Linked DNA regions of Homo sapiens: region 2 is linked to region 1. Evidence: read pairs that join two places in POLR2A ChIA-PET (ENCODE). Cell type or tissue: MCF 10A. All regions are shown on one strand.

The links. ChIA-PET counts read pairs that join two places held together with the same protein. Peaks named below come from ENCODE experiments on the same cell type or tissue, not always from the same donor. Only the 100,000 strongest peaks of a DNase experiment are listed, where the experiment ranks them.
Region 2: POLR2A ChIA-PET joins it to region 1 with 10 read pairs; 1 of 35 experiments calls an interaction of 5 or more read pairs at or near these places.

What each region holds. Positions count from the first base shown.
Region 1 is chr2:66,188,247-66,192,246 of GRCh38, reverse strand. No RefSeq gene overlaps it. Among named protein-coding and RNA genes, the nearest start is that of MIR4778, 170 kb to the left of the region's middle. In MCF 10A, no CTCF peak of the experiment used is centred here; a DNase peak (open chromatin) is centred at 2,486.
Region 2 is chr2:66,389,390-66,393,389 of GRCh38, reverse strand. LINC01873 (long intergenic non-protein coding RNA 1873) reads right to left here. Exons shown (of 3, transcript NR_130931.1): 2 at 3,895-3,991; 3 at 940-2,477. Among named protein-coding and RNA genes, the nearest start is that of LINC01873, 8.1 kb to the right of the region's middle. RefSeq lists enhancers at 1,343-1,953, 1,954-2,566, 3,259-3,553. In MCF 10A, no CTCF peak of the experiment used is centred here; DNase peaks (open chromatin) are centred at 2,369 and 3,339.

The DNA of each region.
Region 1 (4,000 bases):
CAATCTCATGTTTATATCCCTTCTACAAAACATTCATTAATAATGATCATCCAGGCCAGGTGCAGTGGCGTGTACCTGTAGTCCCACCTACTCAGGATGCTGAGGTGGGAGGATCCTTGAGCCCAGGAGTTCAAGGGTGTGCTATGCTGTGATTATGCCTGTGAATAGCCAGTACACTCCAGCCTGGGCAACATAGGAAAACCACATCTCAAAAAAAAAAAAAAAAAAAAAAGATCCAACCTTGGATTCAACTCCCATAGGGAAGGGAAACTCCCTACTTTTCAGAATAACCTATTCCCTCTCAAAATGACTCCACTGTTGAGTTTCTTCCTTACACTGAGCTGCAGTTAACTGTAACTGACTCTGCTAACTTCCTGGAGCATCTTCCCACTGGTTCTAGTAGGAGGCAAAGTGCAGGGCTAGAAGACGTCTTTGGCTCTCTCTTTGCTATATATTTCCAAGTTATTACATGTTGATCCCTTTGTCTTAAAGGAACCAATCTTTAGATTTTACTCATTGTATCCATATCTTACTGCTTGGCATTGTTCCATTGTCTTGAGTTTTCAGGACCTAGAAAAGAGGAGGATGAGACTTCTAAAAAAAGGCAGACATGACAAAAGATCTGTAAATCACATAGACTGATGAGACTTCTAAAAAAAGGCAAGACAGGCAGACATGACAATAAGATCTGTAAATCACATAGACTGATGTGTCTCAAAATTTAAGTTTAACATGCACACAAATCTCCTGGGAATTGTTAAAATGTAGATTTTGACAGTTGTTCTGACATACTATCTGAGATTCCAAATTTCAAATAGGTCCCGACTGATGCTGATACAGTTGGTCCAGCAACCACACTTTGAGAAACAAAGAACTGGAACTTAAGAAGGTGTGAGACTGTGCATTTGCAATAATTCTCCTGATCCTGGCATTTTCCATGAAACTAGCACCCCTCCTTATGCAAGAACTCTAGTTTATTCACTTCACTCACAGCAGGCTTTCTCAAACTTTAATGGGTATAAACAGTCCTGTGGGGGAATTCTTTTAACATTCAGATTGCTGGTCCTTTCTGGATACGCTGATTTGGTAGGGTTGCATTTCTTTTTTTTTTTTTTTTTTTTTTTTGAGACAGAGTCTCACTCTGTTACCCAGGCTGGAGTGCAGTGGTGCAATCTCAGCTCACTGCAACCTCTGCCTCCCGGGTTCAAGCAATTCTCTACCTCAGCCGCCAGAGTAGCTGGGACTACATGCACCTGCCACCATGCCTGGCTAATTTTTTTGTATTTCTAGTAGAGACAGGGTTTAACCATATTGGCCAGGCTGGTCTTGAACTACTGACCTCATGATCCACCCACCTCGGCCTCCCACAGTGCTGGGATCACAGGTGTGAGCCACCGTGCCCAGCCGAAATTTGATTTTTGTAACACGTGTGTCCCCACATATGATTTTGATGCAGATGGCCTTTGGCTCAGGCTTTGGGAAACACTGCCTGGAATGAATAAGTTAAGTGGAAACACCAGTTTTCTACACAGCTCATCATTCTTAATCATCAGAGTGAAGGATGTCAACTAAATGGTGACCATATTTTGTAGGGTTTAGTAATGAAGGCTCAGATTGACACTGTTAAGTCAAACTACTCTGTCATAGCAACCAGGACATGCCCCAAGAATGCCTCCCTGACTGGAGAATATAGTCTATATGCTTTGATTACAAGAAAACTTCAATAAATAATATATTCAGAGAGCAAACAATGTAGTGGACATATGGATACCACTGATCATTGGATTTGCTGGGCCAGTGCACCTGTGTTCTGCCTCTTAACAAATAGTATCTTCATAAAATAGGATGATGCTACAAGGCCCATGCCAAGTTAGTAGCACTCTTGTTTTAATCTGGACAATTAGAAAATCATCCAACTCCCTTAGAAGCCAGAAGAAACTTAGTCACATTTGAAAATACACTAAAACCATGAACTCACAGCTCTGTTTTCCCAATATGTCTTCTTCCCATAGGATGTGAAGGGAAAAAGTAAGTGAGGTCAATGTTCTTAACTAAGCCCTGGAAATAAACTGTCCAAGTGTTACCTGTAAGGATTAGGGAGAACTCTTCCAGGGAAGGAAGAGTTAGTGAGAGATGTACTCTCTGCATAAAGGAGCTGAGACCAAAGACGCTTCCATGTTGATTTCTTGAGTTCTTGAGATGTTGAAAGGTGAGTAGAATTTCTGCCATAAATATTTCTCAGGAAACCCATAATCCAGTTTGCTTTCCGCTCAAACAGGCAAAATTCCACAGAGCTCAAGCATATACTAGGTACAGGGAATGGGCAGAATGTGAATTTTCCTATTCTAATACTATGTGTGTATTGCCAGAGCTCTTGGCTCACTCACACATGCTTGCATAATTATTATGAAATGACCTTGTTGTGTTGAAAGCTTGCTAAGGCTGTGGTAAGATGATGAAAGGAAATCTATGCTGCCTTAGGGAGAAACACCAAGGAGACACACATTTTCAATGTGGATTGTGTGTGTGTGCATTTCTGTGCTGACTATGTGTTGGAACAATGTGACTCATGCTATCAGGATATCAGGCAATGTGCCAGTAATGTTTGAAAATAAAATGGCTAGGAAAATTACTGCAAAATACAGATGTGCTTATGGCAATCTTTGATAAATGATATGCACATCTACACATCAGCAGAGTGTGTAGCATATCCACTCCCAGATCCTCATAGATGAGGCATGATGATTGGATATGGTGATAGAGGATCAAAGGGGTTATTGGGACAACCATCCTTTGACCTTTGCAAAGCAGACAAATATTCAGCGTTGCATAGAGACATAACAACATACGATGACATGGAGACTTTTGTAACAAGACACAGATGGAAACAACCAAAATGGGCCCAGCTTTGCCCCCTTGATTCGTGGCTGTGGCTTCATCTCTTTTCTTCAGACTAACTGATAGTCCTTGCTCTTATGAGAATCAATAGGCTTTTTAAGAAAGGATTTCCCTGGGACAATACACCCCAACTCTTACAGCTAAGATTACTCAAAAGCTAAGGTTAAGTGGCCTATTTGAAAGTTACATACAGTTAGTGGAATGCAGGTCAGGAAAGTTGGGGATAAGGCTCTAAATTGACACCTCCTACATTGGCTCTAGCCATCCCCATCATCTATGTACAAGAGTATGCAGAATTTGTGTCACCCCATTTAATTAACCTTGACACATTTATTCAGATGACAGATTTCCAAGCTGCATCTCCTACATCCTCAGCCCCTAGCCTGGAAAAAAATAAATGATCAGAACAAATTTCTTACAATATTTGGAGAATGAATGAGTGAATAAATGAGTCTTTGTATGTCAGTTATCTTTTCAGATTCTCAGTAAATTCTTATATCAATGTATTCTTTTCACTATAAACTCATTTTGAAAAATATAAACTGTCATTTAAACTTCTTTTACATACACTGCAATCAGCTATGGCTCTACCACTAGCACCATCATGATGACACATTCTTAATGCCAACAGAGACTACCATCAAAACCATTCAAATTCAGTTTCACATTCCAAGGGTCAGCTTCTCAGGAGGGCCAATTACAATTGATAAGTAATGCCTCCGGAGGCAATACTTATATAGACATTTTATAATCCATTTTCTCCAAAAGTAGTCTTCCTGGTTGGATTATTAGCAATGGCTAAAGCTGTGGTTAAAATCAGCAATGATATGCTGGGAAAGCTGGCTAGCTATATGCAGAAGAATGAAACTGGACCCCTACCTTTCATCATATACAAAAATTAACTCAAGATGGATTAAAGATTTAAATGTAAGATTGTAAACTGTAAGAATCCTAGAAGAAAACCTAGAAAACACCATTCTAGATATCAGCCTTGGGAAAGAATTTATGACTAAGTTATCAAAAGAAATTGCAACAAAACCAAAAGTTGACAAGTGGGACCCAATTAAACTAAAAAGCTTCTGCACAACAAAAGAAACTATAA
Region 2 (4,000 bases), 200 kb before region 1:
CCTTCTTTGTCTCTTTTGATCTTTGTTGGTTTAAAGCCTGTTTTATCAGAGACTAGGATTGCAACCCCTGCCTTTTTTTGTTTTCCATTTGCTTGGTAGATCTTCCTCCATCCTTCTACTTTGAGCCTATGTGTGTCTCTGCACGTGAGATGGGTTTCCTGAATACAGCACACTGATGGGTCTTGACTCTTTATCCAATTTGCCAGTCTGTGTCTTTTAATTGGAGCATTTAGTCCATTTACATTTAAAGTTAATATTGTTATGTGTGAATTTGATCCTGTCATTATGATGTTAGCTGGTGATTTTGCTTGTTAGTTGATGCAGTTGCTTCCTAGTCTCGATGGTCTTTACATTTTGGCATGATTTTGCAGCGGCTGGTACCAGTTGTTCCTTTCCATGTTTAGCGCTTCCTTCAGGAGCTCTTTTAGGGCAGGCCTGGTGGTGACAAAATCTCTCAGCATTTGCTTGTCTGTAAAGTATTTTATTTCTCCTTCACTTATGAAGCTTAGTTTGGCTGGATATGAAATTCTGGGTTGAAAATTCTTTTCTTTAAGAATGTTGAATATTGGCCCCCACTCCCTTCTGGCTTGCAGGGTTTCTGCTGAGAGATCCGCTGTTAGTCTGATGGGCTTCCCTTTGAGGGTAACCTGACCTTTCTCTCTGGCTGCCCTTAACATTTTTTCCTTCATTTCAACTTCGGTGAATCTGACAATTATGTGTCTTGGAGTTGCTCTTCTCGAGGAGTATCTTTGTGGCGTTCTCTGTATTTCCTGAATCTGAACGTTGGCCTGCCTTGCTAGATTGGGGAAGTTCTCCTGGATAATATCCTGCAGAGTGTTTTCCAACTTGGTTCCATTCTCTCCATCACTTTCAGACGTAGATTTGGTCTTTTCACATAGTCCCATATTTCTTGGAGGTTTTGCTCATTTCTTTTTATTCTTTTTTCTCTAAACTTCCCTTCTCGCTTCATTTCATTCATTTCATCTTCCATCGCTGATACCCTTTCTTCCAGTTGATTGCATCGGCTCTTGAGGCTTCTGCATTCTTCACGTAGTTCTCGAGCCTTGGTTTTCAGCTCCATCAGCTCCTTTAAGCACTTCTCTGTATTGGTTATTCTAGTTATACATTCTTCTAAAGTTTTTTCAAAGTTTTCAACTTCTTTGCCTTTGGTTTGAATGTCCTCCCGTAGCTCAGAGTAATTTGATCGTCTGAAGCCTTCTTCTCTCAGCTCGTCAAAGTCATTCTCCATCCAGCTTTGTTCCGTTGCTGGTGAGGAACTGCGTTCCTTTGGAGGAGGAGAGGCGCTCTGCGTTTTAGAGTTTCCAGTTTTTCTGTTCTGTTTTTTCCCCATCTTTGTGGTTTTATCTACTTTTGGTCTTTGATGATGGTGATGTACAGATGGGTTTTTGGTGTGGATGTCCTTTCTGTTTGTTAGTTTTCCTTCTAACAGACAGAACCCTCAGCTGCAGGTCTGTTGGAATACCCTGCCGTGTGAGGTGTCAGTGTGCCCCTGCTGGGGGGTGCCTCCCAGTTAGGCTGCTCGGGGGTCAGGGGTCAGGGACCCACTTGAGGAGGCAGTCTGCCCATTCTCAGATATCCAGCTGCGTGCTGGGAGAACCACTGCTCTCTTCAAAGCTGTCAGACAGGGACATTTAAGTGTGCAGAGGTTACTACTGCTGTCTTTTTGTTTGTCTGTGCCCTGCCCCCAGAGGTGGAGCCTACAGAGGCAGGCAGGCCTCCTTGAGCTGTGGTGGGCTCCACCCAGTTCGAGCTTCCAGGCTGCTTTGTTTACCTAAGCAAGCCTGGGCAATGGCGGGCGCCCCTCCCCCAGCCTGGCTGCCGCCTTGCAGTTTGATCTCAGACTGCTGTGCTAGCAATCAGCGAGACTCCGCGGGCGTAGGATCCTCCGAGCCAGGTGTGGGATATAATCTTGTGGTGCACCGTTTTTTAAGCCGGTCCGAAAAGCGCAATATTCGAGTGGGAGTGACCCGATTTTCCAGGTGTGTCCGTCACCCCTTTCTTTGACTCGGAAAGGGAACTCCCTGACCCCTTGCACTTCCCAAGTGAGGCAATGCCTCGCCCTGCTTCGGCTCGTGCACGGTGCATGCACCCAATGACCTGCGCTCACTGTCTGGCACTCCCTAGTGAGATGAACCCGGTACCTCAGATGGAAATGCAGAAATCACCCGTCTTCTGCGTCGCTCACGCTGGGAGCTGTAGACCGGAGCTGTTCCTATTCGGCCATCTTGGCTCCTCCCCTAGGTAATTCTTATAATTACTCATCTAGGTTTAAGAACTATAGGTCTAGAACTATCCTTACTCAGGCTGGAGGCCAAAATTACTCAGAAGAAATGTTAAAGTCCACATTCTCCAGGGTGTGTGATCCAGAAGACACCCTGGCTGACTAGTTCCCAGCCCCAGGGTGTCTGATTCAGAAGTTTCGGCATGAATCCCCAGGTATACGATTATGCTATTTACTCCTGGTTAAGAAAAACTTTTTTAAAGTTTGGTGAATGTTGGTAAGGTTTGGTTCCCCTCCCTTCCTTCCAGATTAATCTTACGCAAATCACTTAATTCTAAGATTGGTTTCCCCCACCCCACTTCTGTTTAAGGGTATCCTGGCAGAGTTGATTCAAAAGCTTTATTCTCCTTTTCTCACACCTTGATGCTTTTTTGCTGTCTGCTCTTTCATTTAGTGGCCTTTGTATAGGAATTTCTCGATGAATGTTTTGAATTAAACTGTCATTATTTGGCTATACTGGGAAAAGGAGCTGCTGGTGCAAAAATGAGTTCTGTTTTTTTTTTTTTCCCCTCACCACTGTTAAGTAAGCTCTTCCAAATTTCAACTATCACCTTCTTTAAAGCATTCTGAGAATCCATAGCAGGGTAGAAAGAGGGGGGCTGGTGGTCTTGAGAGTGGCAGGGCAGGGGGGAAAGTGGTAGGAAAACCTGAGGTATGCATGTGAACTTCAGGAAAGCTCATTCAGCCTGAATTACAGACATGTTCAGGTCTGCCCAGTCCTAACACAAGCCCGTGTAATCAGGTTTGGTCTGGATGTCAAGGAATCGAGATAAAATGGAGCAGAAAATTGTTTGATTTCTTCTTTCCCTTTTGTTCGGAGACTTCCTGGCCTCTGCCATCTGGGCACCCCCCATGCTGTGGTGTCCCACCTTTGCTTTGCTCTGACGTCCAGGTCAAAGTCATGTTTTACTTCAGCAGAATGATTCCCCTTCAGTCCACACCAATAGGCTTGGTGGCTGAGCCGCTAATGACTGTCTAACTCTTTGTGAGAGGTCATCACTCTGAGGAGTTTGCCAACTACTTTGAGAAAGGGAAGAAGCGGCCTCCCTCTGCAGTTATAAGAAGTTGGGCTATGACTCATTATGTGAACTCAGGGTGGGGCTGGTAAAATCTATGGCCTGATGGCCGGGTCAGTTTCCCCTCCTTGAGTCAAGTAGACCTTAAATATGTGAAGCATACTCACTTGGCTTAGGCAGATTTTAATCTTTTTGCCCTCTCCTTGACCAATCAAAATCAAGACACTTGGGAACAGGCAAGTTGCTAGTGGTGAGCTTCTCAAAGCTAACAGGTTTTGAGCTGTTTGCATGTCACAGAACAATTCATCATCTGAGGTTTTTAAAGGACTCCTACTCATAACACTGAAGTGAGTGGAAAAGTGTTCAGACAGGGACATTTACAAATGAGTTTTCTGTGTAGTTTCATCTATAAGAAAGCCCTTTTTCAAAAAATCTGAAAAATAACTCTTTGCAGTGAAAGACATGACTCTCCACTGATAGGAAGAAAAGAATAGTCATACTAACTGGCTCTTTCTCCAGCACATCTCCTTCCTGTGGGGCTGTATTATTGGAAAGTGGCAGTTTTCAAGAGGATACTTTTGTCAATTTTAGTGGATCAGATGCTCAGCTTCAAATTAACAGAGGGCTTTCTTCCTCTTCTTTTTTCATTTAAATGTCCTTGCTTCTTGAAACACTAATAGAA